Regions from separate parts of the Homo sapiens genome. Here regions 1 and 2 are each linked to region 3. A link is a loop called in an ENCODE intact Hi-C map of the cell type or tissue named here. Cell type or tissue: endothelial cell of umbilical vein. All regions are shown on one strand.

Region 1 (8,000 bases), 850 kb after region 3:
CACAGTTTATTAAAACTATTATCATATATATCTAAACAAACTCTTTTACATAAAAAAGGTAAGTAAAAATATTATGTGGATTAAGGGATAGAGGGTTGAAAGGACTATTTCAACGGCTTTTAACAAACTCAGCAGATTCAAAACTTGAATTCAGGTCTCAACTTATCTTTCAAGAGGAAAATGCTGAAAGTGTACAGCGAGTGTAACTTCGGGTTTCTGTATAATATTTAATGAGATAAATGCCTCCCTCCCTGTAGTGTGGGTTACTCAGCATTTGCCTTGCATTTTTATTCTCCAGCTTATTCTCTTCTGTGTCCAGAAGGCTGATTTCCATAGGGGGCATCAACTGCATTCCCTCCCCAGTTTCAATTTTGCTAGTAAAAAGCATCAGAGGGAGATCAGAGGATGAAAAGTAGAAAGATTAGAGCATTTATTCCTCCCACCCCACCCCAGCTTGAGTTCAGGTCTGACAGTGTCTGCAGCACTGGCACTATGGCCCTGAGGGCCACCTTTTTCCATGTCCAGCTCTTAACTAAGCTCCAGTAACACCAATGCCTCCATTTGTTCCACCAGGCCTAGGAGTGGCAAAGGCTCTTCACCCTTGCTAGTCCCTAGGTGTCTACATATCCCTTGTAGGTTGTTACCTCTTACCACGCCTTGGTAAACACTCCCCTCATTAAGAAGCTTCTTTGAAAAATTCCAACTAACTGAGCATGCCATGTGTTTTAGGCTGGGGTCCTGACACATACAAATTTGTGTATCTAATTTTAAAAGCTTATTTCACCTCCTGCTCTTGCATGCAATTATAGCGCATAATCTTGTGGTTAGAGATAAGCAAACACGCTGAAACTAAAATGCAAATGCACCCTGGAATACTGTAACTTAAAAGCTGCCACCAAAATAATTCTACAGCAGACAAGTCCATCCTGCACTTAGGAGATGAGTCTACGTATGCACACAGGTGCTTTTCTTAGCAAGAACTTCTTCTTATGTGGGTAACTCTAGGCCTTCTCTCTGGTGTGGAGTCTCTGTCTTGTTTGGTGGTCCTGATCGTTTCACTTATCATACCTCCTGCTGAACCTTTCCAGGCAAGGCAGTGATTCAGGAAAGACCGCTGACAGTGTAGAAAGTACACGGTTTTGTTTCTGCTGGCCAGCTAGCGGGGAATCCTGGTATTCAGAAGGGGAATCAATTCTTTCTTTTTGATTTAGGGATATGTTTGGCAGTTATTAATTAACATGTGTGAGAGATCCTGAGAATTTCAAACATTTATTTTTTAAAGGAGTCTAAGTTTAAACTTAACTTCATTATATAAAACTTCCTTCTCCTTCCTCAACCTCACTTCTTTGAATTATTTTACTTTAGAAATGGCAAGTTTTCTCAAAGATTAATGCAAAGCTCATGTCAAAATAGAGCTCTCTCTCTCTCAATTTTATTTCTACTATTTTAACTATTTCATCTATTTATTTATTTTTTTATAGTTTTCGTGGTCCATTAGTTCCATGATTTAATTTACTATTTTACTTTAAAAGATTTTCCCTTGCCAGTCAAGTAGTATTCCATAGAATACATGAGAGAATACATTTTTGAAGAAAACTGGTAAACAACCAATTAAAACTCTTTATGGATTTTCTTCCACATATAAATTACTATTCTATACATGAAATAATAAAAATAAGCTTTGGAATGAAAGTATATAAAAATGTCAATAGAAATTCTAAGTATGGGGTAATCAGCCTTGAGGTAATTGATAGTTGCCTATACTTACATGATTTGTAATCTGTCAATCATTTATTCAACAAATATTTTCCACAGCTCCTATACACAAAGCATTTTAAGGGTAGTATTAAAAACAAAGTACTTTCCCTTCCCTAAAAATCTTTATAATTTATTTCAGAAGAAGAGAAAGGTACTTTTTTTTTGGCAGACGGGGACAGAGTCTCTCTGTGTTGTCTAGGCTGGAGTGCAGTGGTACAACCTCAGCTCACTGCAACCTCTGCCTCCCAGGTTCAAGCAATTCTCCTGCCTCAGCCTCCTGAGTAGCTCGCACTACAGGTGCCCACCACTACGCCTGGCTAATTTTTGTATTTTTAGTAGAGACGGGGTTTCACCGTATTTGCCAGGCTGGTCTCGAACTCCTGACCTCAGGTGATCTGCCTGACTCAGCTTCCCAAAATGCTGGGATTACAGGTATGAGCCACCTTGCCCAGCCTCGAAGAAAGGTACTTTTTAAGGAAGTGCAACGATAGTGGCAAATAAGAGTTCCAAGCAGAATGAAGCCTCTTCCTGGTAGTGGGAACTGGGGCTTCTGGTCTCAGCCATTGATCAATTATCACTGACAGGAACCATGAGACCTGTGCAAATGAATGACTGTGTACAGTTCTAGTCATTGATCTGATCCTCAAAAAAAGATGTGATAAATGTGGATTAATTGAATAAGGGATTGTGTGTGTGTATGAGTATGTGTGTGTGGAAGGGAGTGTAAAGTATGCAACTACTTTGCTATTTGAAGATAGATTAAAATCACCTCCATCTCTTCCTTCAGCATAGAAAGACAAAACGTGGGAGAAGTGTGAATGCAAGTCTATTCACCAGTTTCTAGGATTTGCTCTCCGGGTTTGGTGGGTTAGGATGGGGATCAAAATTTCAAAGAAATATTGCACAGCCAAGAAAATAAAAGTCTAGTATACCTATTCAGTTGCTAGGCAGTTACTAATAGGTTGTTGATAATTCAACTACTGGTACGCTTAGGTAGGCTGAAATGCAATTAATTTGAAGAATTACGCAGAAAAAATCCTGGATGAGAGACCTAGAAGTGATTAAGGAAATAAGAGTGGCTCAGGCACTTCTCTAACCATTCATCAACTGTGTAATGGAACACAAGCAATGCTTTTCCTCAACCTTTAACAGAGTGGACTGCTGGGAAGATGCATTATGACACAGATCCAGGAAAGCATCATCTCTGAGTCTTTCTGCCTCTTTGTGTTGGTTGGGAGAGGCTAAAAGAGGTTTCTGAAGAGGAATGACCAGTGTTAGAAGAAGTGTAGCATGTGTGCTACCATTTCAGGGCATTATAGCAGAGAACTCAGAAAGGCCAGAATCTTGTACCAAACTGTAACCACCTCTTTTCCAGGTGAGACAGCCAGCAAAGAAAGACACATGAAGCAAATGGAGCCACACGTGATGATCATACTGATCTCTGCTAAATCAAGCTACAGCACACAGGAGTCCCAAAGCTTGCTGGGCCTTCTCTCACCTGCATGTTCACTCTTATTAAATTATGATGAGCCCTCTGACAAACTGTCATATTTGAAGGACCTTTTACCAGAGAAGAGGAGGGGGAGGAAGAGAGAAATCAAAAAAGATAAGCAAAAGGGCTGGGCTTGCTGTGTGATCACAGATAAAATACCAAACAGTTAAATAATGCTGGAGGGTGACCTCTTATGTGACCCAATCAGAGATTTGACATTTATCTCCTGAATGTGACATCCCATCTCATCAAGGATTTGGGACAGTGGGGATGAGGAGACACGTTCTCTCTCCCTTTCCTTGCTCAGCCTTGTTCTCTCTGTTTACTCTTTGGGCTTCAGTGCACTTTTGTGGCCAAGCCCAGTTTGTGGCCTGCCCCTTGCATGGCCATCTCTGCAGTATCAGTGAAAACTCAACAGCCCCTCTGTGTGGCCACACTTTTTTTCTTTTCTAAAAACAATGAGATACTTATATCCACCCCATGCAAATTCCTCCAGGATATTGCTCTTGAGTCATCCTTGAGAAATTTCCGTCTTGAAACATGTCTATCTCCATGTTGGGAAATTTAATTAGTACTCCTATTGTAGGGATTAGGGAAAGCACAACTACACTTTTCATCAGCTTCAATGATTTCACCAAAGGGCATTTATTTACTTAGTTATACCAGCTGTTTGTTCACCAGATACCGTCTCCTTTGACCCTATGTGCACACAAACCCACGCACAGCGGATGTTGACTATGAGAACTGATAATATCACACCCATTTTAGATACATCATTGAGGCAAAAAGGGACATTTATGGGAGATATTTTTCTTTTTGTTGTGGAAATTCTGACAATCTCATTTTATTTTCTCATTCAAATTATTAAATGATTCTCTCTCTCTCTCTCTCTGCTTACATAGGGGTCATCATTTGTTCTTTTAATCCATTTCAAGAGCATGTCCCCTTTTGCCGTATTCAGGGATGATTGCCCCCTACCTGAACCCCATCTTGCTCCAACAAACAAGTCATATAATCAGAGATCGCACTCTTAGTCAAAAGTCTGACCAGTTAAAGAATTAATTGCCTGCGCCAGGGAGTATGGAAAGCAAAAAAGAAACTCTGTTATGATTTCTATAGATGGAAGGAGAAATGCACTATTTGAATGATAGAGTTTAATTGTCATTATCTAGAAAAGATACTTCATTTAAACTTCTCCTTTACTTAAAATAAACACCTCAATGCTCACATTCCTGCCTGGAACATTTTTAGCAATAACTGCTGGTTGTCAATGACAACAATCATATTTAATTGTTCATCCTGACATGCTCCAGCACTCTATTAAGCACAGATTACTATAGATTGAATAAATGAATAGCAAAGATGCTGGCCAAGAGCTCTGAACGTATCAGTGGAAATAATGAATTGCATCATCCTTCCATGAAAATGCAGGAAGGGCCAACACAGGTCAAGAGCTTGTTAGAGTTTCAGGTTGTCCATTTTGACTGAATTAAAAAGAAAGCAAGTTTATTATGGATTATACATGTAAGCAGGGAGAGGATGAAGGTCAAATTTCTTGATTAGGTATTATTTAGCTATTTTACCATATCTCAAAGTTATAATTCAGAAATGAAATGAAGTGTATCTTGTTTCTTATATGAATTTTTAAAAGGTACACAGTAGATAGTCTTACTGAATTTTAGTTTAATTGCACTTTCATCTCAATATTATTATTTTATCAAGCCAGATAAGTAAATAATATCCTTTCATCAGGTATCAGAGCACAGTTGTAATATAAATGGGATTAGCATAATGAATGCCTTTGGAGAAAATTATAAAATGTCCTTTCATGCACATACAGTTTTATAAACATGACTTTCCTTTGTTTTAATTCAATCTCTGATGGAAATGCACAAATTTTAAAATTCTGGGAAGAACAAACTTATCTGATCATTTTTAAGTAATTGATAGATCACAGTAGAATTATGTTTTTCTTTTAAGTGATGAGGATAGAAAATTTGAGTTGTTTAATTAGACATGTGACTGAACCCAGACGTAAGGGGATCACTTTGGTGCCCTGGAAAGTACTTTGTACTGAATGGGGAAGTCCAGATATCATATTCTGGTGTTGGGCTAAATACTAATTACAAAACCATCAGACAAAATTATTGTTATTATTATTTTGCAGCAAGTGACTGTTAACATTGAATGTGTGTTATCAACTTAAAAGTCTATTCTTTCTTGAAAATATGTGTCATAAATATTTTCTCCTCAAAGAATAAACACACCTTTTATAAATGAGTTGATTTATTACTGAACTATCTATTTATGACAGCATGCTTCTTCCATTTATCCAATAATTATTTGGTTAACAATCACATTTCATAGGCTTAATGTTTTATAATTGTTTTGGTAAACCTCCTGAATATCTCTATGTGTACAGAAAGCAGGGAATGGGCATTTTAAGGGGCTGAGATTTGCAAACTGTCCTTTAGAAAATTTGTAACAATGTACCCAGCCCAATAATAAACAAGAATGTCTTTCCATTGACTATACCAAATTTCTACTTTCCTTTAAAGTTTGGCAAAATTATAAGAAATATTAAATTATTATTATTTATTTATCATTTGTTGTACTGATAAATAACCAATCCATCCAATAACAAATAATTTATCCAAATTATAAAATATTAATTATTATTTATCATTTATTAATAAATTATTTATTCAATAATAAATAACTCATCCATGTTATATATCATGTGTTATTTATTTTAATAATGAATAATAAATAATATTTAGTATTTATTATTTGATTATTTAATTTTTAAATAAATGAGTTTGCATTTTTAAATATATTTATTGACAATTTGTCAAGTTCTCTTGCTAATTTCCTTGCCTTCTTATTCCTAGTTAGACTTGCATGCTATTTGTGTTGCAAATATTTCTCAGTTGGTCAATTTTCCTTTCTTTTTATTATAGTCAATGCAAACTTACTACAAAAGTAGTAATTTTAAGGTTTCTCTGGCACCAGAATAAATGCATGCTAACCAATAATAAATGATACAGTATAATTTTAAAGTCCACACATTGTGTGGGAGCCAAATGGAACACTGTCTTCACAATGTGGGGCACAGTCTTTGTGAGGACAACTCCTCTATGCCCAGCTTCAATTATGTAGATTTTTGAGAGTGTCAGAAGTCTGAAGTAGGATCAGTGGATAGGATTCTATGGTCTTATTATTATTTTAATTATCTGGTGTTCCAAAAAGTGTTTCCTGAAAGTTAAACAATGAGAGTTGGTTTCCTTCCACTTTACTAAGTGGTGTTTTATTTTTTCCTTCTTAGACTATATGTATGATCTGTAATTATGCATGAGGTCAAATTGATGAGGGCTAGCCAAATATGCTAAAATGTCAGTCTGAGAATTTTAAGTGTAACTCTAGCAGAAAATAAGAGCAAACTTGTCCTACTAATACTGACTACCCTGGAGGACACCTGTACTTTAATGTCTAATGAATTGTTTTTCATTGAGTCAATTTTTTTTACATCAATGTTCATTGAATATTTATTCTGCATCAAACCCTGTATTCAGCCCTGGTTGGTTAAAGATTATCTATTTACTTATCTTCTATGTATCTATCTATCTATCTATTATCTATCTGTCTGTCTATCTATCTATCTATCTATCTATCTATCTATCTATCATCTATCTATTCACCTATCATCTATCTATCCATTTATCTATAACCATCTATCTATCTATATCTGTCTATGTCTATCCATCTGTCATCTATCTATCTATCATCTATCTATTGTCTCTATTCATTATTCATCTATCTACCCTATCTATCTATCTATTAGCTACATATTTAGCTAGCTGGCATCTATCTATATGTCTCTATCATCTATCTTGATATAGATATACAGATAGAGATACAGTTTTTTCCTCAGGAAAGTCAGTGTTAAATAAGGCTCTCAACTGAGCATAAGGATGAGGACAGGTAAACGATAGGGGAATCTAATTCAAATGAGTAGTTCAGGGAAGGCTTCTTCAGGAAGGGGATCATTAACACTAAAACTTGAAGGGCACATGCACTTATGTGTTATGTGGATAAATTACCAGGGGAAGTACTGGAGAGAACTAGAGAGAAAGAAGCAAGATTCAACATGGTTTTTTAAAAAAGCGTGATGTTAAAAAAAAAAATTTACAGGAAATTACCCTAAGTCAGTCAGTGTTTCTTAAGGCTGAGCATTAAGAGAAATAATTCTTGGGGATGTTAAAAGCTCAGATGTGTGGGAACTATCTTAGGCCTGTTGAAAAGAAACTTAATGAGGCCACAACAGGTCTGAAGCAGTGGCAATCTTGAAAAAAAACACAGAAAAAGACAGAGACTGAAGACCAATGCAAGCAATTCTAATTCCAGACCCAAAGAAATGAGATAATAATTATAATTTCTAAATAAAGTCAACTTTCTACTAATGTACAGAAAGAGAAACCCAGGGCAATATTTAAAGTGAAGAAATGAAAAAAAGATAACATATCTGTAAAACTGTGCATCTATAACTTAATTTTGTAAGAATAAATACTGCTTTTACTAGTAACTTAAAGAAAAAGGTTGTGATTTAGACAAATAATAAGGAAGAAGTAAATTGAATTCAGTTAGTGACCGATTAGAAATATCAAGTTTCTTGACTCAAACACCCTATTTATTTTTCTAAGTTAGAGTAAGGCTTAGAAAACAGCAAGTATGGTCTTAAAAATTATTAGCA
Region 2 (8,000 bases), 77 kb after region 3:
AAATAGAGAAAAGTGGAAGGTCACACTCTGGATCAAGAGCTCCAATTATATCCTTGATCCCTGAGTTATTTATTTCCAGTTGAGAGAAATCCTCCCTGTGGAGGCGTCAGGAGATAGATGAAGATTATTAACAGGCGAATGTGTGCGGGACTCCTTTTCCAACCCTTTCCTATCCTTGCTGGCCAAATGTGCCTTCTCTAACTCACCATTTTGGGGACACATCTAGCATTTTCTTTTATAATTCTCTTGTCTTCAGTTGTTTTCAATGGCTTGGAGATATTCTGTCCTTTCCCTACAGCCCTGAGGCACCCGGAGGGTTGCCTTTTTAGGTTTGCCTGTGACTCGGAAGGGTTGGATGTGCCTGGTGAGGTTCCCCCAGGGAATTTAGGACAGTTTCTCAGCTGCCCACATCCATGGAGTCCTTTCCTGGGGGATGTTCAGGATGGTGGCACATGGGTCTTGGGGTGTGTGGCATCAGCAAGAGAGCCGTCCTGACTGTGGGTGGGTGGGTGGGTGGGTCTCATATGGGGCTGCACCCGTGCATTTGAGGATGGACTGCTGGAGCGAACATGAGAAAGGAAGTTGTATTTTGAGACTGAGGTTGGGTGACTGAGTCAGACTCACGCCCTTCCTCAGTCTTGCACTCAGGCTCTGTCACGGGGGTCCTGCTGCTCACTGCCCCTCCTTCACTAGCGGAGTTCAGGACGAGCATCTGCTTTTGTCTAGACAATGGAAGGAACTTTCTTGTAAATTTCCCTGGCTCTTTTCTCCCCTCCTGGCTACTCACCCTCAGCCCTGGCTGTCCTAGGGGACTTCCAAAAACACCAAATGCATCATGCTGCTTCCTTGGTTAAAACTCTTCCTGAAAGGGCTCACCTTTCAAATTGGAGATGACCTGGACATTGTGCACATCAGTTCTGTTTACATCCTGTGACCTGAACTTCTGTCAGAGGGAGGCTGGGAAGTGTGGCGCTCACCTGTGCTGACTTATGCCCACTGACAAGGCTGTAACCGGAAGACAGCCAGGGTAGATTTGGTGGTTAACTATCTGCCTCCACCATTGCAGAGGACTCTTTGACATTTGGTGGTGCCCCCATGGAAAGCCTTCCTCTCTTTCCCATCTCAATGTCACTTCCTCCATGAAGCCTTCCCTGGTTTCTCCCAGTTAGTTGCCTTTGCCACCCTCCCCTCAGCACCCTTGTGTTAGCAACCAGGTTCATTTCTGCCTACATGAAACAAGCCAATCACTGTGGTGATGATTTTTTTTTTTTCAAAAGAGAAAAGATTTTATTCTCAAGGCTGCCATGTGAGGAGACAGTTGAACAAATCTCAAATCCACCTCCCTGAAAATCGGGTGTGGGGGTAATTATAGGAGAGAAATTGTGGTTGTCTGAAGTGTGGGGAAAGGTGATTGGTGGGAAAGAGAGGTGAGGTAATAAGGGTTTTTGCACAAGCATAATGGTGCTACATGGCTCTTCATAGGACACATGTGCAGAAAATAAGTGTGTTAGCATGATTGGAGGGTGGAACTTTTGGCCTTCTGACATAGAAGCCTCTTTGGGTACCTATGCAGGCCCAGTTGAAGAGTTTGTGGTCCCAGCCGGCTTGAACTAAACAAGAGCTGACCGCTAGTTCCCAAAAAACAACCTGAAGCAACTGTTACTATCGTGAAGCACAGTCAGAGATGTTATTTATAAGGAAGCTAGTGGGAGTTTTAAGATCGACTAGAAATAAGCCATTACCCTAAAACTTAAAGTATAATAATAATAAAATTAAAAAAAAAAAGCAGGCAGGAAGGTTAAGTTTGGCAACTTAATCAGATTAGCCTCCAGTTTCAGTGGCATCCCTCCTTTGAGCACAAATTGTTTGTGCTGGAGTCCTTTGTTTCTTGTCTTTTGTCCCAAGTGCACAGCGGCTTACCTTTTTCATCTTTGCATGTCCCGTGCAGAGCATAGGGCAGGATGCAAAATAGGGCATGTGTCCTATAAGAGCCATGTAGCTCCATTATGCTTGTGCGAAATCCCCTATTAGCTCACTTTTCCTTCCCACCAGTCGCCTTTCCCCACGCTTCAGAATGAATGATAGGTAACTGCAATCTTGGGGGCCCCTTAGTGGTCTTTATATCAAAATATGTTTTTTTTAAAGAATTTTTAAAAACGATTTTAAAAACATCAAAGAAAGACTTGTGAAAGGCAGTCTTTATTACTACTGTTTGTCTTTCTCTAGTGCAGGGCTTCTGAAATCTCACCCAGGGAATATGTGAGAAATAGCTATGGGGCTGTACCCCAGACATTCCCTTGAGTGGGTGTGAGGTGAGGGCCTGGGGCCCCTGTGGTGCAGCCAGTCCTCAAAGAGAGATGAGGTTGCAGGAGCCCGAGGGAAAATGAACTATAGAGGGATCTTTGTGCTCCTTCCATTTAGAGATCAGGATGGGGGCCAAACTGGTGTCTGCCTTCCTTCTCTCTCTACTTTCCTTTTTCTGCCCCTCTCCCAGTGATGACTTTCATTATCCTCAGTAGCTCAGGGCTGAGAAATTCTAATCAGAAATGCATCCACTGTAGCCTGCAGCTTCCTAATTCTATCCAGCCTCCATGAATACAATCTGTGGTGATTATGTTTGATGAATTGCTGATACCTTTGTGATCCTGGATGTGGCATCCCCTGTGGGAGTTGAGCCTATCCCCCGGCTCTCGGCCTCCAGGCATTGGGCTCTGGGAAAGTTGTGGCTCCCAGCCAGCAGCTGCATCTCACCTGGGGCTTCTGGAGGAACTGCTCAGAGCTTCAAGGACCCTGTGGTCAGGCTCCTCTTTATACTGCTACTTCAAAGTGACAGAATACTGGCTGGCCACTGTGCCTTTCTGAAAAGGGGTGTAAAAAGAGGATAAGCTCCTTAGATTTTCCTGTGACCTTCCTCAAACCCATCACTGGCACTTCCAGGGAAAATGGATGATTTTAATGATAAAATATGCACAGGAAGGCATGGTAAAAAGCCAGCCTGCTGGAATAGAAAGTCATTGTTTTCCTGGACTCCAGTCAACTTGTAGGGGTCAGAAACTCTAAGGCTGCAGTGGCCAGAGAGGTAAAATACATGAATGAATTTGAGATATTGGGAAGCAGCAGGGACTGTGGCAAAGTAGCAAGTGTCTAAAGAGCATTCACATTCATCGTCTAAGAAAATACGGTGTTGCATATACAAAAATCAACTCAAGAAGGATTAAAGACTTAAATGTAAAACCCAAAACTATAAAAACCCTGGAAGACAACCTAGGCAATACAATTCAGGACATAGGCACAGGAAAAGATTTCATAATGAAGGCACCAAAAGCAATTGCAACAAAAGCAAAAATTGACAAATGGGAGCTAACTAAACTAAAGAGCTTCTGCATAGCAAAAGAAACTATCAACAGAGTAAACAGACAGCCTAAGGAATGGGAGAAAATTTTTGCAAACTATGCACCTGACAAAGGTCTAATATCAAGCATCTATAAGAAATTTAAACAAATTTGCACCAGGGTCTGCTTTTAGCACTGTATGAATATTAACCTCTTTAAACTTATGAAGTGGGTTTTATGATTATGGTCCCCATTTTACAGGTGAGGAAACTAAGGCTCAGGGAGGTTAAGAACCTTGCTGAGTGTTACCCAGCTGGTAAGGAGAAGATCTAGGATCTACATGCAGACAAATGAGCCCCAGAGCTCTTGTTCTTAACTCTCCATATTACCTCCCTAACTTTTCTGATGTCACACAGCTACTGAATAGTAGATCTGGGATAAAAGCCAGGTGAGTCCCATTCCAGACCCTGAACTGGGAGTCCTAGGTACACTTTGCCACCCCCAAGGGGAAAGACTCGTCAGGTCGAGTGTAAAAAGGTGTCTTTTTAAAATAAGAGATTCAGTTTCGAATGTTTGTTTAATGCAAACTAGGCAGATAGTGCAGCTAAAACCAGAAAGAAATAAGACCAGACCACAGCAAGTAACATGCATAAAAGGAGGAGTGTGTGGCTCTGGGCAAACCAGGAGTTGGGTGGGTACAGGTGGGGCAGGTAGCAGGATCCTACTAGGATTTGGAGCAAAGACAGAGCCATGGCAGTTGGAGTCCACATATGTTCCTTCTGAAAACAGGCATTATTTAGTATGTTGATTATGCACTGTGTTAAAGTAGAGTGTATTAACAGAAACTTCGGCGTACAGCAAGGCCAACAGATCGAATTGCCATTGAAAAGACTGTTTGTTATTCACAGTTCCCAAGAGGAGGGGGCACCCCATGCCAAGGGGCCACACTAGTTTTAGAACTGCCTCACTCTGGAAGGGGAAGTCCCTCCAGGGTAAGCAAGGGCCCCAATGTCAAAGCATCAAGAATATAGAAAACAAAAGACAAGGTCAGTACACCGACCTTGGTCTGACTTCTCTCCAGGGCATAGTATTACTGCCTACTTTGGGCCTTAACCTATTTGCAATTCATTTTTTTCTGGACATTTTGCTGCAAAGGCTGAGCATATCATGAGACTCCTCCCTCATGTGATTCTTGGGCTCAGCATGGGCTGGCTGCATGGTGAAGGGACATGTGACTTTGCTTCACCCATGCCCAGATGCATTACTGTGCACCCCCGGCCTCTCCTGGTGTCTCGGTGCCCAGGGACTGGAGCCGGGCCAAGGGCAGGTCGTCATTCTGTTGTGGGGAACAAGCACTGCCCATTGGAGTCCACACCAAGGCAGGCACCATTCACTCTGTAGGTTTGTGTATTTATTATAATAAGCTTCCAGCAGATGGCAGTAAAGCGTCGTGATCTAACAAAGTCTATTAGGACGATGTTTCTGACAAACAGAAAGTGCCTGTAGGGTGCACTCTGCTCCGAAAGGGTCCACGCCCAGTGGCCCAGCAGTCCGGTCTCAGAGGCCACCGTGCATTATCCCACTCTGCAGGGTCTGCAGCTACACCTCTGTTATCCAGGAAGAGATGGCTTCTCTGCTTAGCCCCAAGGCAACGTTCCCTGCGGTTTTACAGCAGCCTCCCTTTGGACTCTGCTATCTGAGCCCTGGGAGGGAGCACTGAGGTCCTGGAAGGTCACAGGGGGGTGCCACATACTTCAAGGGGAGTGTCACATACTTCAAGGGGAGTGCCACATACTTCAAGGGGGGCAGCACTTGAAGTCTGAGGTCCTGACAGCCAGGGGGAGAGGGAGGACTCTGGAACCTGACAGGCATAGCAGGTATGAGGTGATGGCTTAATGAGTCCTGCACCAGGGAGGGACCAGGCCTCTAATGGATTAGATCCAACTACTTGGACACTTAATGAAAGGGGGGACAAGGAATGCGTGGCCTTGTCCTGTGCTCTTTTCTGCCAGGGGTGTTGCTGACGTGGAGGGGGTGGTGATGGAGCCAGGCCAGAGCCCCCTGGCTCTTGCTGTGCCCCGGCCTAGGGCAGGGCCATTGGTGTTGTAACATCAGGCTCTGGGTCCCTCTTGGGGAGGAGCTGTCTTTGGGAAAAGTCTTGAAACACCACTGAGAAAGAGGGTGCTAGAGGGGTCTCAGGTCACAAAAAGGATGTTAAACTGCTTTTAATGAGACAATGAGGACGATTTGTTTTATATCCTTTGAAAGAGGAGAGGTGAGGAAGGAGGCCGGAGGAAGAGGAGGGAGTAGCAGGCAAGATGGGGAAACCTGGAGTTCCAGCCAGTGCGGGTGCTGTCCGGACAATGGCCTCTGGGCGCGGGTCAGCGAGAGGGAACAGGAATGCCTGACACCTGATTCGGAGTTGACTGGGCTGCATGCTGTGGGAGCCGGCCCCATGGACACCCCTCCCCTCGTCTTCAGTGAAGTTTACTTGCCAAAGTTTCACATGAAAGTTTTGTGTTATGTGCTGTGTGTGTACGTGTGTGTGTGTGTGTGTGTGAGAGAGAGAGAGAGAGAGAACTGGGGAAAGCCTCAGTTCACATCTGGACCAGTTGATGTGGCACAGAATAGAGGAGGCATGAGTGGAAGACAGCCCAGAAGCTGCCTGGGCCGTGCCCCTGGAAGTCCCTCGGGATTCTGCAAAATCCTGGTGAAGGCTCCACACACTGGAATTAGGGATTTTATTCACTTTTACCCAGATGTCGAGAGTTTGGGTTGTTCCAGTAGATATCGGAGTCACACTGATAGCTATGTACGTGGAAGGGCTTTTGGAGGCCCTCCTGATCTGTCAAGGTGTCTGTACACATGCAATGTTCCTGAGCCGAGCAAATATGAAAGATGGTCCACCCCATGCCCCCAACAAAAGTGTCCTATCAGTTAGAAGAGTTTACTGCTATCATTGTCTCTTCAGCCACAATGACACTGAGGAGAAGCATTCAAGTAGATTCAATTCTTTAATAGATACACTTTTTAAGAAATGAATTTTGAATGGCTTTATATTCGCTCATTCATTCACTGACTGATTCCATGTATTAGCACCTAATGTGTGCTGAGAACTGGCCTAGGCACTGGGGAGCCATGGAGAAGGTGGCTGCCCTTAAGCAGATTTCAGGATGTAGGGGTGGGGTTGATCAGAGTAACAAGAATATAGCAGCTCAGGGTCACATTTTTAGCAGCTACTTTTAATTTGCTTGACAATCTAATTTGCTTGACAAACTGTGTCAGGAAAGTCCCTGGGTAGAAATTACTTCGTGCTAGAGAAAATACAGGCCTGTTTTCCAGCACGGGTCTGATGTGCTTATCAAGTTTCTGTTGAGAGCAGGAAGAGAGGCAATAGGATCAGGGTGGGCCCGACCCAAAGTAATCCTTGGAGGAGAGTCTCAGGGCAGTGTGGCCTTACCCACTCTGCTTTTCTGTTACTGAGATTGTATGCATTCTTAGTTTCATGCTGGCTCTATAAAGGCATTGCAAAATTGTTCTTAAAACCAGAGGATAAAATTGCTTTGGAGAGCTCTCATTTTGGTCTCCTGGTGGGTTGTAAGTAAATACATTCTTGGAAACTGAGCAATGAAACTCTGTTGTATCAGGCCAAGAGGACGAGGCAGCAGCAAAACTTATGCTGCTTTGGGTGCCCAGCCGTCTGTGGTCTACAGGGAGGTGCCATCTTGGGTGCCAACAACTGGGGAATTCACACATCTGGTGCAGAGTAAGGGCTCAGCACGTGCCTGGTAAAGGAACAGAAAAAGGATTGATACACAGTGCCACACACCACACCCTTCCATTTAAAAACTTAAGTATAATCCACCCTTTTTAGTATACAGTTCTGAGAATTAAAAAAACAAAAACAAACAAACAAAAACACTGCATAGTTGTATAACCACAATCAGAATAAGGAATTCTTCTGTAGCCCCTAAAGTTCTTCCAGCTCCCAACAAACACTGATATATTTGATATCCTTATATTTTTGACCTTGCAAAAATGTCATATAAATGGAATTATACAGTATGTAGCCTTCTGGGTCTGACATTATTCACTTAGCATAATGCATCTGGCATTCACCCATGTCGTGTGTGTTAGTGGTTTGCTCCTTTTTCATTGTTGTGTAGTGTTCCATTGCATGGTTGTAGCATAGTTTGTTTATTAATCAGTTGAGGAAACTTTGGGTTGCTTTCAGTTTTGGGTGATTACGGAAAAGTTGCCATAAATGTTCATGTACAGGTGCTTGTACAGACATAGGTTTTAATTTCCCTTGGGTAAATAGCTAGAAGTGGGATTTCTGGTTGGTATGATATGTTTAACATTGTAAGAAACTGCCATATCATATATTCTAAAGCATATAATTTTGCATTTGCATCAGCTGTGTGTAGGAGTTCCATTTGCTCTGCATCCTTGTTAGCACTTGGGATTTTCCGTTAAGCAACAACAACAATTAGCTATTCTAACAGGTGTGTAGTGGTATCTAATTATTTTAATTTATACTTCCGTAAGGATGAATGATAATGGGCATATTTTTATGTGCTTATTTTCCACTGGTACATCTTGGCTAAAGTGACTGTATAAATCTTTTGCCCATTTGTGGCTGGTTTGTTTTCTTATTCAGATTTGAGA
Region 3 (8,000 bases):
AGGTGTGCCCAACAGCTCACTGAGAACGGGCCAGGATGACAATGGGGGCTTTGTGGAATAGAAAGGCGGGAAAGGTGGGGAAAAGATTGAGAAATCGGATGGTTGCCGTGTCTGTGTAGAAAGAGGTAGACGTGGGAGACTTTTCATTTTGTTCTGCACTAAGAAAGATTCTTCTGCCTTGGGATCCTGTTGATCTGTGACCTTACCCCCAACCCTGTGCTCTCTGAAACATGTGCTGTGTCCACTCAGGGTTAAATGGATTAAGGGCGGTGCAAGATGTGCTTTGTTAAACAGATGCTTGAAGGCAGCATGCTCGTTAAGAGTCATCACTACTCCCTAATCTCAAGTAATCAGGGACACAAACACTGCGGAAGGCCGCAGGGTCCTCTGCCTAGGAAAACCAGAGACCTTTGTTCACTTGTTTATCTGCTGACCTTCCCTCCACTATTGTCCCATGACCCTGCCAAATCCCCCTCTGTGAGAAACACCCAAGAATTATCAATAAAAAAATAAATTAAAAAAAAAATGAAAACAAAACAAAACAAAACAAAACAAAACAAAAAAAAGAATCCTTTTCCTAAAAGCGTTTTGTTTTGGTCCTCATAGCTGGTTGATGGACCAGTGAGTTCAGCCAAGCACAGGATCAGTAACTGGTAGGTCCAGTCAAACTCTAGAGTCCATGTGTGCATTTACCAATGGATTGAAGCAGCCACATATCCCCTTAAATTTCCTTTGCCGTGTTCTCCACAAGTGGAAGGATGGGTGTGTTTGCAGCTCCAGTGTGGACAACTTGCAGTTTCCAAAGGATGCTTTTGGGGGTGCTACAAATTATAATTTTAAAGTACATCTCTGCAAGAGACTCTCACCTCCTCAAAGTGATCTGGGGACTCTGTATGAATATTGACATCTGGAAATATTTCCTTGTATTGTAAAACTACTGTACATGTTTGGGGGCAAATGCAGCAGGAGCTGTAATCTCAAACTTCTTATTCAAAGTATTTTCTAGCTACTTAACAATTTTGGTATTTTCATAATAATTAAATAGGCTGTGAGGATTGCTAATGGGTTTCTCCCAGGGGTTCCTTCTTTTCAAAGGTGTCTGGCAGATTTAGGTCATATGTTTTCTTCCTTTTGTGCTGAAAGGGAAAATAAGGAAAAGAAATAGAGAATTCCCAGTAAGAGTCTTTTCAGCTACTTCTACATTAGCTCAAACCAGCAGAGGTCTGCTCTGCCCATAGCTGTGGGAAACCTGTTAGAGTCTTTAAGGACCTGAGTGAGGAAGGGAGTTCCTGCCAACGGGGTCAGCCATTAGAGCTGGCTCTTGGTATTATTAGCGGGACCCTCATAGGGAAGCCACGGGGGCACTGGCCTGGGTTGGAACTCACCTTTAGCCCAACATTAGTCTTCACCTTCCCTGGATTTCTTTGGTCCAGGGAAACTTGTTGGAGGTGAAACCTCCCAGATAGAATCAGACTCAAGCAGAGAATCAATCCATCAAAATGCCTGGACGTGGGATCGAGCAGAGTTGGGTTTCACTCCTGGCTTTGCCACTTGCCAGCTGTGGTACTTTGGGCAAATCACTTAGCTTTTTAGCCTCACTTTCCTCATCTGTATACTGGGAATAATCATTTGTCTCTCATTCGGTAGTTGTGAAGAGTAAATAAAAACATAGGGGAGACCATCCTGGCTAACACGGTGAAACCCCGTCTCTACTAAAAATACAAAAAATTAGCCGGGCGTGGTGGCGGGCACCTGTAGTCTCAGCTACTCGAGAGGCTGAGGCAGGAGAATGGCGGGAACCCGGGAGGCGGAGCTTGCAGTGAGCGGAGATCGCGCCACTGCACTCCAGCCTGGGCGACAGAGTGAGACTCTGTCTCAAAAAACAAACAAACAAACAAACAAACAAACAAACAACATAGGGAACCTAGCAGAGAGAAGATGCTGAATAAATGGCAGCTATTATTAGGATTAGTATTGCAAAGCTTTTCAACCCATTATCATAAACACATTTGTCAACAGCAAATATTTGAGCATCTCTTGAAATGATGACTGACCTTTCCAAACAGCGTTCACATCCATTCCTTCATTTATGTCTGGAGATGGCGCTGAGAGGTATTCTGGCCTGCAGCTATCTCCAGAGGTTACCTAATGGCTCAAGGTCATTCTGCTTACAGTAGCAGTGGGGAGACACTCAGGACCTGCTATAGAATTTGGAGGCCCTAGGGCAAAATGAAAATATGGAGCCTATGTTCAAAAATTAACCGTTGTAAGACTGCAACAGCAGAGGATTAAACCACGGATGGAGTCTTCTACAAGCAAGCCCATGAAGCTGGCTCCGGGTAGACTAGGTGCATCAGCTCCAGGGGCTCTCAGGCTGACCCCAGTCTGCCACCTCTCTGCCTACTCCCAGATGCTGCTGGGGAGCACTGTTGCCATGGACCGGCAGATTCTCTGGATTTCAAGGGTCTAAGGCTGCTCCCAGCCTGGTTGCTTGGGATTTCTTTTGCAGCATTTCTGCTGGAAGCAGCACTCTGCCCAAGGCCTTCTCCTGGGAACTCTAAGCACCATGGGAACAACTTGCTCCTTCCTGACATGACCTTGACTCTGACTGTTTATGACCTCCACCTGGAGCTTTAGTGACAGGCCCCCAAAGCAACGCCGCGGAAGTCGTTTATCTCTTCCTTCCTGCAGTCCTTTGGGTATCTGAAGATGGCTCTCCCATTTCCCACTCGTGTTTCTTCGGCAAGCCACGTGCTGCCTTTCTTAACATGTGCTGAGAACAGATATGGCTTTCCAGGTATGGTCAGTGTGGGAGGATGACTACGTCAGGGGTCATTCAGACAGCAGTGAACACCCACTGTGGCTGAGGTGCCAGGAACACAGAAACAAATATGAGGACTGGCCCTCGACCTGCAGGCTGGGGCCACAGGTGTGAGTGCTCCCAGCATGGATGGGAAGAGCATGAACAGGGAGCTGCGGGAAGTGGGCTGGGGTACAGAGGGCTTGGGAGTGCATCTCAGAGGCATGAGCACTTGAGTGGGGCCTGCATCGAGGAAGGGGAACTCATGTGCAGAGCGTTCTGGGCGGTGAACATGGGGCAGAAATTGGTGTGGTGGGGGTCATAAGGTGCGGTGTGGGGGAGCTGGCCTGTGTGAGTTTATCTGAGGCAGACAGAGGCCAGGGACTAGGTTGTGAAAACCTCTGCCTGAGAGCCTGCCTGCATGCTAGAATCACTGGGAGCTGCCAAGAACTTTCCAGTGCCTGTGCCCATCCCAGGCCAGTTAGACTGGAATCTCTGGGGAGGCCAGGGATGGGAGTTTTGGAAAGCTCCTCAGGGGCCTCTGATATTCAGCACCGTATAGAGCAGGGGTTCTCAAAGTGGGGCCCTGGACTGACAGCACCAGTATTGCTTGGGAACATGTTAGAAATGCAAGTTCTCAGGTCCCGCCTCAAACCGAGGAATCAGAGACTTGGGGGCAGGGGGTGTGGGGGCCCAGTCAGCTGCATCTTAGTCAGCCCTCTGGGTGACTCTGATGCATTAATGAGTTTGAGAACCATTATCCTCAGAGCTGACACTTTTGGGACAGAAGATCCAGGAAGACTTGCTGTTTTTTCTGTTTTCTGTCCTGTGGCGCACCTTCCCTGAGGCACTGAAGGACTGAATCAGCCACTTGCCTGGGCATGGGTAGGGAAAGGGGAAAATGTAAGGAGGAGAAAAATCCATACATGAATGTCTCAAAATATTATCCAGCCATAGATAAGCTCCCGGACCTTGCAAAGGCGGGCAGATTCTGTGCCTGCAGCTCTCAGTGACCCTCGCGGGAGTGTGAGGGGACTCACTGGGGCCTGGGCTGCCATTCTAACAGGGACTGGGGTGAGGGTGCAGAGGTCTCCCTCCAGCCAGTCTGGGTGCACAGATCCTGCCTCCTGGTAATGTGCTTGCTCCTTCCTGCAAAAGCTGCTGGGCCCAGGCCCTCCGGGAAGATGGGACATTTTCTGTCACTGCTCCCAGGAACGTCTGAGTCCACTGGTGCCCAGGGTGCCATCTACCCATCCCTGGAGGCTAAGCCTGTGAGGCTATCTCACATCTCTCAGAGGTGCTGAGGACATAGGAAGGAAGGGAAGGACCTGACTGTTTTGGAGACAGTCATGGTGTGGGTTGAAGTGAGGCGAGCAGGCACCCCCTGTCTAGGGACCAGTGACCCTCAGAACCCTCTCACCTCATCTGCCTGCCTCACTCCTGTTGGCACCATTGAGAGCTTGGCTGCCGGCACCCTGGACTTTTGGCAGGTTACTTCGTGTTCCCAAGCCTTGGGGTCCTCACCACCCAACCGGACTCAGCAGCTTTGGAGAGAGAGGATGCATGGTTTACCACTGACTGGGGGGCTTAGCCTACAGAAATGTATTTGCTCACAGCTCTGGAGGCTGGAGGCCTGAATTGAAGGCATTGGCAGGGTGGTTTCTCCTGAGGCTGCTCTCCTTGGCCAGCAGGTGGCTGTCTTCTCCCTGGGTCCTCCCATGGCTGTCTCTCATCTCCTCTTCTTGTAAGGACAGCAGCCATATTGGATCAGAACCCACCCTCATGAGCTCACTTTACCCTGTTACCTCCTTAAAGACCCTATTTCCCAAAACAGTCCCATTCTTCCACCAAAGAATTTTGGGGGGGGGACACATGTACATTACAACCCATAACAACGGTAAATAGCTAATTGTTTGCTAAATCCAGGCAGCTGGTACAATTCTGTGACTCTCAGTTCTCTGGGAAGCCCTGCCCGACCCCACAGTCTGGGCTGTGGGGCCCCTCTGTGCTCTCCTAGCCCCTGGGTGCCTTCCCGAGGGCAGCCATCACACAACTGGCCACTGTAGGTTTATGTGCTGGTTTTCTCCCCTGGACCTGGAGTGCCTGCTGACAGCATCTGTCTCTGTCTCTGTGTGGATCCAAGTACCAGATCTCGTTGCTGGGGCCTTTCCATGCTCTTAGCATCCCCATGCTGCCCTCCATGCTGCTGGGAGGTCGTTGCTTCCTCCAACCCTGTCATCCTCTCTGTCTAGTCCCTGTGTCTCCTCCCTCACAGTTAACAGCAGCAAGGGGATGGTGGGGACGCGGGAAGGGGAGGAAGAGGGGGAGATGGGCATTGAGGGATGGGCAGGGGATGATGGATGGCAGAGGGCGCAGTGGCAGAGGGGAACGGGTAGCAGTGACGCCAATTACAACAGAATATCTGCGGGTGGGGTTCGGGCATTGGTATTTTAAAGAAAACTCAGGAGATGCTGATGTGCAACCAAGGCAGAAGACACTTACTGTTGGACTCACCCCCATCAGCTGCAGATGGGAGAAATGCCTCTCTGGCTTTTGGGTCCAGAGACTAGGGACTTCCTTTCACCTGTGAACAAGCAGCCTGCATTGGCTGCAGCTGAGATCATTTCCTTTCTGAGTAATGTGATGTTTTAAGTGACTGCGCAGAAAGTCTGTTGTTGCAAAACCGAGTATTACTGCCAGTGATTAAAACACTAGCAGCACCTTAACATTATTTTCATGCTGATGAATAATTTAATTTTTAACTTAATGTTGCATTAATGTTGCTGTGCATATCATTACCTTCCTTTTTATTTCAAGGAAAAATATAGCAAAATACTTGAGTTGTCAAAAGGGCCTGGGATTCTCATAACTGGGGCTTCAGACAGGGGAGTGCTGATGGGGAACAAATTTGACTCTAAGGCCTTTATCTGAGAAGAGCCTGGGCACTGATGGAGAGTGGAGGATGAACTGGGCAGCACAGCTGGGAGGCTGATGGAAACAACCTCTGAAGCCAGAGTTGAAAATATTTTTCAGAGTTTCACATACTTCTGATCCATGATGTCAGCTAATCCAAGAAATTGTTCATTCTCAAAATTTGAGTTTGTTTGCACCTTGAAGTCACAGAGGCCCTTCAGTCTGCATGTTTTTTCTTTCCAGATGTATTTTGGATCGATTTGTCTATGATTGGCCCCTCAAACATGAGGATGGGGCGGGGCATGGAAAAGCTCTGTTTTGGTGATTTTGTGTGTGAGACTCAGCCCTTGAGGAGCTGAGAATCCTGTCCAGAGGAACAGACATCAATTACAAACAAAGTTTAAACAGAGAAAAGGATTAGGAACATAGTGGAGGAATATGTAAACTGGCCTAAAGAGTGGGAGCATCTGTAACACTTTCTAAGTGGAGGTCACATTTCATTTGGGGTTTTGAAGGATGAATAAGATTTGCTAGAAGAAGCAGGCAGGGGATAGTGGTGATGAAAATGGTGATGAAAAAAGGCAGAGAAAACAACATTGCATTTCTCTCAGTGCCCAGGGAGTGGATAGGGCTGACAGGAGTGAGAAGAAGCTGTCAGGAGGTCCAGCTTGAGTGAGCCTGATGGGTGCTCCTGACTCTTTCCTTGTGGGGCCAGAGTATGGCTACTTAGTAGGAAGAACCTGGACTTTGGGGTTAAAGAGACTTGGTATTGAATCCTGGCTCTGCCTTTGCTAGCCACGAGGAACCGGGCGTGTTGTTTTTCTTCTCAGAGCCTTGGTTTTCTCATCCTACTTATTGTGGTTGATAATGAGACTATTGCCAGAGCCCAAGGGGTTATTCCAGAAGCAGAGGTCATCCTGGTAGGCCAGTGCCTGTGAACATCCCAGGCAAGGGCATCAGGTGGAGATGATGGGCAGAGGCAAGTTTGTGAATGGGACTGTCTGTTGGGGGAGGGAGAGGGACTCCAGACCTGGGGATCCCAGAGGATTCCTAGTGGGGAGGCCACAGTCAAAGACACAGGCCTGTGGTCAGAACCCCGGAACCCAATAGGGAAGCCACTGTAGAATGGCACCATGGCGGTGCCTGGCACTGTTCTGCACTATCCATAGCTGAGCCCATCTGACCTTCATACCTTTCCCATGAGGTAGGAGCTATTTTATCCTTTATTATATAGGATGGGAAATTGGGTCTTAGAGAGGGGAAGTGACTGTCCAAGGTCTCACAGACAGCAAGAGGCAGGGGTGGGATCTGGACACAGGCATTCTGACTCCAGGACCTGAGCCTGTGCCTGGTGACTTTCGGGGGCAAAGTCACCTCTGCATCTCTGATCGTCCTCCTCTTGCCTCTCTGTGGTGGCCTCACTGGGTCTGCATGTTCTGAACTGGGGGTTGGATGATGCAGGATCTCCATTAGGAACTGGGGGCTTTGCAGACCTCAGCTGCTGTTCATGACTTTTCTCTGCATACCCTGTGAAGGTAGGAGCCCCGTCTGCTCACATCGACGGCCTTATACGAATATGTGGATTTAGAGCTGGCTTGTCTTGGAGGCCACGACAGAAACTTCAAGCAGGGGCCGAAAGAGTGGCGTAACAGGGTGTGCTGAAGTTAGGAAGTTAGAAGAGAGAGGGGGCCCAGGGGCGGGGGACCAGGGAAGGCTTCCTGGAGGAGGAGGTGAGGCTGGAGAGTGACTTTCAAGGGCAGGAGGACTTGAGGATAAGCTGAAGATGTAATTATGCCAGAGAAAGGTATAAATTCCCCAAGTAAGATGAAGCTAATTGAAATGTCAGCTCCATCACCTCTGCTCTCACACAGAGCCAGGCTCTGCTACGCCTCATAAGAGCCCTGCTGGAAACGATGGCCGTGAAGTGTTTTTTTAATTGGACAAAGCACTGATTTAGGCAATGCCTCTTTTGCATAGATTTAAAAAAAATGTAAATTGCTTAATCTTGGTTGGCTTGATGAAGCGAGTGCTTCTAAGGGGACTGTGGGAAGACCTGGAATTTCTCTTCACCCCATTGGGCTTGCCTAATAGGAAATCAAATCTCATCAAGGCGTTTACCTGCTGTGGCAGAGGCTGTGATGAGGGGCTCCCAGCATGCCCTGAGCAACATGGGTACAGGCAACCTCCCTGAACTTCTAGAAGCAGAGGGGTGAAGAGGGGCGGGAGAAGGGGCAACGCTGGAGGAGTTGTCAAATTGTCACTCCTTGAGGAAAAGCGGGGGACTGAG

What was found. Peaks named below come from ENCODE experiments on the same cell type or tissue, not always from the same donor. Only the 100,000 strongest peaks of a DNase experiment are listed, where the experiment ranks them.
Region 1: a loop joins it to region 3, with 9 times the contacts of the local background. A loop is called at or near these places in 2 of 110 quality-filtered maps.
Region 2: a loop joins it to region 3, with 2.7 times the contacts of the local background. A loop is called at or near these places in 5 of 110 quality-filtered maps.

Annotation. Positions count from the first base shown.
Region 1 is chr2:122,744,982-122,752,981 of GRCh38, forward strand. No RefSeq gene overlaps it. Among named protein-coding and RNA genes, the nearest start is that of LINC01826, 320 kb to the right of the region's middle. In endothelial cell of umbilical vein, no CTCF peak of the experiment used is centred here; a DNase peak (open chromatin) is centred at 3,930; H3K27ac peaks cover 1,142 bases.
Region 2 is chr2:121,970,448-121,978,447 of GRCh38, forward strand. The region is part of intron 2 of LOC105373592 (a long non-coding RNA gene); the gene reads left to right. Among named protein-coding and RNA genes, the nearest start is that of LINC01823, 180 kb to the left of the region's middle. RefSeq lists an enhancer at 5,610-6,117. In endothelial cell of umbilical vein, a CTCF peak has its summit at 4,768 (motif pointing right); a DNase peak (open chromatin) is centred at 4,774.
Region 3 is chr2:121,893,267-121,901,266 of GRCh38, forward strand. No RefSeq gene overlaps it. Among named protein-coding and RNA genes, the nearest start is that of LINC01823, 110 kb to the left of the region's middle. In endothelial cell of umbilical vein, a CTCF peak has its summit at 4,494 (motif pointing right); no DNase peak of the experiment used is centred here; H3K27ac peaks cover 1,654 bases.